Linked DNA regions of Homo sapiens: region 1 is linked to region 2. Evidence: chromatin loops called from intact Hi-C (ENCODE). Cell type or tissue: dorsolateral prefrontal cortex. All regions are shown on one strand. Each heading gives the region's core, and the rest is flanking DNA. Links, peaks and the distances in the headings are about the cores only. Region 1 has its middle 87 kb from the start of SALL1. Region 2 overlaps LOC102723323 (a long non-coding RNA gene).

Region 1 (2,910 bases), core at 324-2,823, 200 kb after region 2:
CCACCACCATCTTCATTACCATCTCCACCACATCACCACCACCATCACCACCACATCCACCACTATCATCACCATCTCTACCACCATCTCCACCATCATCTTCACCTCACCCACCACTATCATCACCATCACCACCACCTCCAATACCACTACCACTACTGCCACCATCACTACCAACTATCTCTATCACCATCTTTACCACCACCACCATCTCCACCATCATCACCACCTCTACCACCAGCACCACCATCACCACCATCACCACCACCACCATCACCATCACCATCACCTCCACCACCATCACCATCTCCATCACCACCAACTCCATCTTCACCACTACCACGAGCACCACCATATCTACCACCATCTCCATCACCAGCACAACCACCTGCACTGGGGTGATCGTGCCTTCTTTGTGACATTTCAGAAGGGCTATTGCAACATTCTCCAGGGGTCTTTGCAAGTTGTTTGTGCAAATTTTCTGTGCTCTCACTAGATTGTGAGCTGCTTGAGGGCAGGGACCTTCTGATTTACCTCAAAGCCTCCGAGCAGCTTGCACATGGGCTGACACAGAGAAAAAGCTCAGCCAGGATGTGTTCACTGAGTGAGGGCACATGAGATTCTGGAAAACCTAGATTCCTGCAAAGCAGGCTGAGACAGAGTTCTTGGCCCCCTCCACACCCCTACTGCCTCAGTATTTCTGGATGCCTTTGATCCTCATCTCCCACGCTGGTGTGGGCATGCCCCTCTTTCTGTGCCCCCACACAAGCACTGAGCTGTTTAGAAGGCAGTTTCTGATGCCCCAGTCTTGGGCAATAATAATACTATTATTGTTACTATTATTATTGTGCCAGTCATTGTGCAGGGCCTGAGAAGTGAAGAGGTGGTCAGGGCAGGGGTCCAGCTGGGGGTAGCCTGCTCAGTAGACTGAACTTCATGGCAGCAGGCACCAGTTCACTCAATGCTAAAATTTCAGTCTGCCAAACAAAGACCAAAAGTCAGCCAGTATTTGTTAAGTGAAATGAGCTTTAATTCTAGATATTTACTTTTTAACCTTAAAATGAAACCCCTTAGTATAGTTGTTCTGAAATTTCTGAGTGCATCAGAAGACCCCTCTGGACCACCACTGCTCTCATGCGAGATGAGTGAGAAGGCACAGGAATTGTGAATTGGGAAGACCAGGAAGTCCCTATCCCATCTTCTCCCATCCTGTACCCCCACCTGGCATCAAGGCTTTCCTGGACCATCAGGGCAAATGTGGGAGACCTCATCAAAGAGTCCAGCAGAAAGGCCTGGGCGGGGGCTGGGGCAGACCCTACCTGAGGAAGGGGTGTATCCCCAGTTGGCCTCCTGTTTAGCCAACAAACAGAAAGGGCTAAATCCCCAACTGGACCTGCTTGTTTGAGTAAACACCTCACAGGGCCGCCTGTGTAAACACCCATTGTCTACAGGCGGATTAAGAGTGAGCAGGAGCTGGGCTTTTTTTCTTTCCTTTTTTTTTTTCCTTTCATTTTTTTTAAGCACTGAGAAAAGCCATTAAGGGATTAACACCCCGATTTATGAAAATGGAGGATGATAAAGGAACAATGGGGTGACAGCATTGTGTAAACGACATTGATTCATTTCAGAGACAGGGCTGTTAACTGGGAGAAATGGAGAAATAAATGGAACAATGAGGAGATGCTTTTACCAGCTTGTCATTAATTAGCCGAGAGTACAATTGTTTGATTGTCCTTTTTGAAAAATACAAAATTGGTAGGAAAATACAAGCACTGAGCAAATCGATTATTCTGTGTCACAGGCTGACATCTGCTTTTCCTTTTCTCCTGAAGCTTGCCTCCGGAAGTGGCTTCCTAAGGCAGGAAAAGAAACCTTTCCCTGGCAGGAGGATCTTGAAGGGTTTGGGAATAAAATGACCCCACTGCCCAAGGATACCCCAAACTTCTTGGCACTGGAGGGTGGCCTCTAAACAGGAGAACCCCACCTCCATCCTCTTCTGGCCTTCACCAGTGAGGGAGTGAGGGCCTGGGAGGTGGGAGGTGAGTGGGACCCCCCTGGGAGGCACCTTGCTGCAGGTGGAAGGAGACAAGGAGCTTGGGGAAAGGGAGATGAGCTTCTGGGGGTAGCAAGACTGACACAGTGGTCCCGTACCTGCTGACAGCTCATTCAGCACCACTGTCCAGGATCCAGCAAGATTCCCTCTCTCCACTCATTTCATCTACAACCAGGAGCTGAAGTGCCTGCACTATGCCTGTGCTGGGATGCATTGAATGAAAAGGCTTCTCCAGGCACAGAAAGTGAGCTCAGATCAGAGTGGGTGTCCTGACCACAGTGGACTTTCCAGAGCTGTGAGCAGTGCCAGCCCTGCCTTGGAGAAGGACACATTTCTGGGTTGACGGGTGTTGAAATAAGATTTTGCTGGATCCAAGAGGACTCCGGTTAGGGTGAGCTGGAGAGGAAATGCATGGCGTGGGCTTAGGGCCATGGAGACACACGGGGTAGACGCAGAGCATGTCTATGGGGAATTTTGATGGAGTAAAGAAGGCCAGGCATGTACAGGCTGGATTATCCCCGCCCAGCCACCCAAACAGAGATGCAGCTAGGGAAAGGAGAGACGCTGCTTGAACCCAAGTTCACCTCTCTATTTGTAAGGGAGGTTTGTAAATCCAAACATCCATGTTTGGATTCTAACCTGTCAGAAGAGTTGGCCAACTGGGGCTATTTCAAGAAAGAATCCGACAATCCCACAAAGGGTTAATAGCACTTATAAAGAAAAGGAGCTCACAGAAACAGTATGCAAGGAAACCGTAAACAGCATTGCCATTGTCTTTGCCTTCTGTGACTACTGGTCATTGTTTGGCCTTTAATCTGCAAGCACTATAGATATAAATATAGCTGTCTTTATAGCAT
Region 2 (2,910 bases), core at 195-2,694:
ATTTTGGATTATCTAGGGTCGTGAACTGACTCTGGGAGATACAGGGGAATCATGAAAACTTATCAGAATTGGTAACATTGATCACACACACGTGTGCATGTTTATGCACACATGCACGGGAGCACACAAACACACATTCGCTGCACCTTAGTCTGCCCTTCTCTATTTGATTCTCCATTCTCCGATTGCCTGCATCCTGGGACCTCCTAGATACTTTTCCTGGGCCCTTGGTCATCTAATTGCTGCTTCCCTTAAATGCAGAGGCAAAGAGACACCTAGAGCAACTCAGAAAAGGGTCTGGTTCACTTTAAACATTACTTTTCTCGTCATTATTCTCTACCCCCCAATACAGTTGCCGGCTGTGATCTGTTGCCTTTCAACTTGGAATAAAATACATTACTTATGCAGTGAATGTTTTTAATGTAACAAAGCAAAGGAATAAAAATGCCTTACAACAGTTTTATTAAAAACAAATTCCCACAGTAAATACATATACACTCCGTCTCTGGGAGCAAAACAGCCAAGGACATCACCGCTAAGTGCTCTGGGAAGTGCTTATAAATTACTTGAAATAAAAAACATTGTTGCCTGGACATCAGGGATGAAATGCTGCAGTTTGTAATAAATTAACACAGAACTTTACTTCCCCTCCTCGAACAAAGCAGCCATTTGTCTGAATAACCCACATTCAGCTGTGAGTTATATTTTCACAACTGCAACTGCATTCATTTGCAAATTATTCTGCAGTTTTAATGCTCAAGTTTTAAATACCTTGAGAACTAATAAATAAAGCAAAGTAGAGCAAACAGTTGGCTTGTAGTTTAAAAACTGCCCTAATTTCTGCTTTTCTTTTGGCTCTTTTCCTTTCAAAGTTATTTTTTTTTTTAAATGGTATAAAGTTTCTTTAAACTACACTTTAAAAATAAATCTAAAATGTGTTTGGGGGTATTCACACCAGAGAGAAGTTTCCATAATTCCATTAACTGTGAAGGTATTTGGCTAGTACTCATTTTACATTTTTAAGACTTTTCTTCTACCAATACTTTAATTTAGTGACAGAATAATTTATACCTATCTTTGAGGGTTTTCTGATTGTGTGTAACTTTTGTCTGCAAGTCTTGGCTTTGGTTAGATTTTTTTCTCTCTCTCCCTCTATTAGATTTTGTCCAGAAAAAAAAAAAAATCTCAAAAGAAAAGTCGTGTCACTTCCCTCGAATTATTTTGATTATAAAACAAAAACTCTGCAAGAAAACTCTTTTCACAATCTGCTCGATAAAACAAAATGAACCGCTTTCCAGGTTCTTGAAAGAAAAATTTGATAGAAGCAGTTACAGATTTAGTTTGAGGTTTGAAGGTTATTTTCCCGGCAAAAAAAAAAAAAAAAAAAAAAAAATGCCCAGTTTCCTTGTGCAGAGTTACTAGCTTTGTCAAATTTCTTTTGCATTGTTTTAAATAAGGTCTTGTGTAGGCAATTGTACTGCATGAAAGTAATGCCACCATTTTCAGGAAGCGATTTGGGGAGGAAAACTCTTCAGAAGCATGTTATTTTCAGAAAAGTGCCTCATAAAATATTTTTATAAAGTAGGAGTTGAAATCATTTAAAAATCACTCTCTTTTATAAATCTGTTTGGAGAAAGATCTTTTGATCCCCTCTTTCTTCTGATCCTTAGCTTTTATTTTGCTTAGAGGTAAACAACATTTGCCTCATTTAAACAACGGCATTTGCCCTTGGGGTTCTTAAAGAGTTTTCCAGCCACCCTATGGCAATTCATCACATGGGATAAAATAAGGATACTTTGCATCCAAGACTTTTATCACCTCCCAGAAAATGTTTGTTGTTTTTTGCTTTGGTTTTCTCTCTCTCTCTCTCTCTCTCTCTCTCTCTCTCTCTCTCTCTCTCTCTCTCGTCCCTACCCCCACCCCGAGCTGCGGGGGATTGTTTTAGGACATTTCAAAGCCTTTTGTGAAGAGGCAACCAAAGTCCTTCTGCAGAGAAAAAGAAATGCTTGATTACATGCGCTGCAAAACGGGAGATATTTCCAAATTCCCTTTTAATTAAGATGTCTAAATAGCCATCTCCTTGGAGAGAGAGATTTCCAAACAGTTTAAAAATAAGGATGCTTAACTGCAACAGACATTCCGCCCTCTCTGACCCTGGAGGCGAGGGGCTGTCACCTGGGGGGAGGTAAACGGACATTCATTCCTGTAACTCCATAAAGGTCAGATGGGGAGGGGCACCCAAAACGGAGGTCGGGATGCCGAGGTAATCATAGGACCACAGGGCTTTAGTAACGCCATGGACTTCTATTAAGAGAAACTCGCTTCTCTAGTTAGCCTGGTCATTTCTGCAAGTGCATACACCTTTGTCATTTTTAAAAATCACTCAGAGATTACTGGTTTGGTGCTATTTGATTCTCCGACCATCCAAGCCAGATTAAGAGCATTTGCTCAGGCCCTAAGGACTTCATAGCTGGCCACCCATCTGGTGTTAGGCTTGAGTCTGTGAAAATCCCTCAGCTTAGCACTGAATATTCTTTTTAAAGACATTTAAGTAAAAGGGCTGACATTAGCATATGTTCCCCCCAAGTGTCCTGTTGAACTTTCTGCTGGGCATCACCCTACCACGGGCTTTCTGGATGTTGTCCAATGAGAGATTGGCTTGGAACTGTAAAATTAGCCATCTGCCTATTAAAAATGTAACCAGCTGCATCCGATGAAACACAGTGACTATTGAAATGAACTCATCCGGGAGAGAACTCGAGTCCCCTGCTTGGACATTTTTCCAATCTACTGCTAGACTGAGACACTCCACAAGCAAAGAGCCTTTCGTCCTTGTTTGGAGGAAAACGGCATGACTCTCAAGAACGAAGAAGACTTGCGGGTTTGTTTTGTTGCTAAAATTCTGGCATT

The links. Peaks named below come from ENCODE experiments on the same cell type or tissue, not always from the same donor. Only the 100,000 strongest peaks of a DNase experiment are listed, where the experiment ranks them.
Region 1: a loop joins it to region 2, with 2.4 times the contacts of the local background. A loop is called at or near these places in 2 of 110 quality-filtered maps.

The regions. Positions count from the first base shown.
Region 1 is chr16:51,236,719-51,239,628 of GRCh38, reverse strand. No RefSeq gene overlaps it. Among named protein-coding and RNA genes, the nearest start is that of SALL1, 87 kb to the right of the region's middle. In dorsolateral prefrontal cortex, for the core only: no CTCF peak of the experiment used is centred there; a DNase peak (open chromatin) is centred at 1,331; H3K27ac peaks cover 2,500 bases.
Region 2 is chr16:51,440,056-51,442,965 of GRCh38, reverse strand. The region is part of intron 2 of LOC102723323 (a long non-coding RNA gene); the gene reads left to right. Among named protein-coding and RNA genes, the nearest start is that of HNRNPA1L3, 200 kb to the left of the region's middle. In dorsolateral prefrontal cortex, for the core only: a CTCF peak has its summit at 1,746; a DNase peak (open chromatin) is centred at 2,222; H3K4me3 peaks cover 768 bases; H3K27ac peaks cover 2,500 bases; H3K27me3 peaks cover 1,344 bases.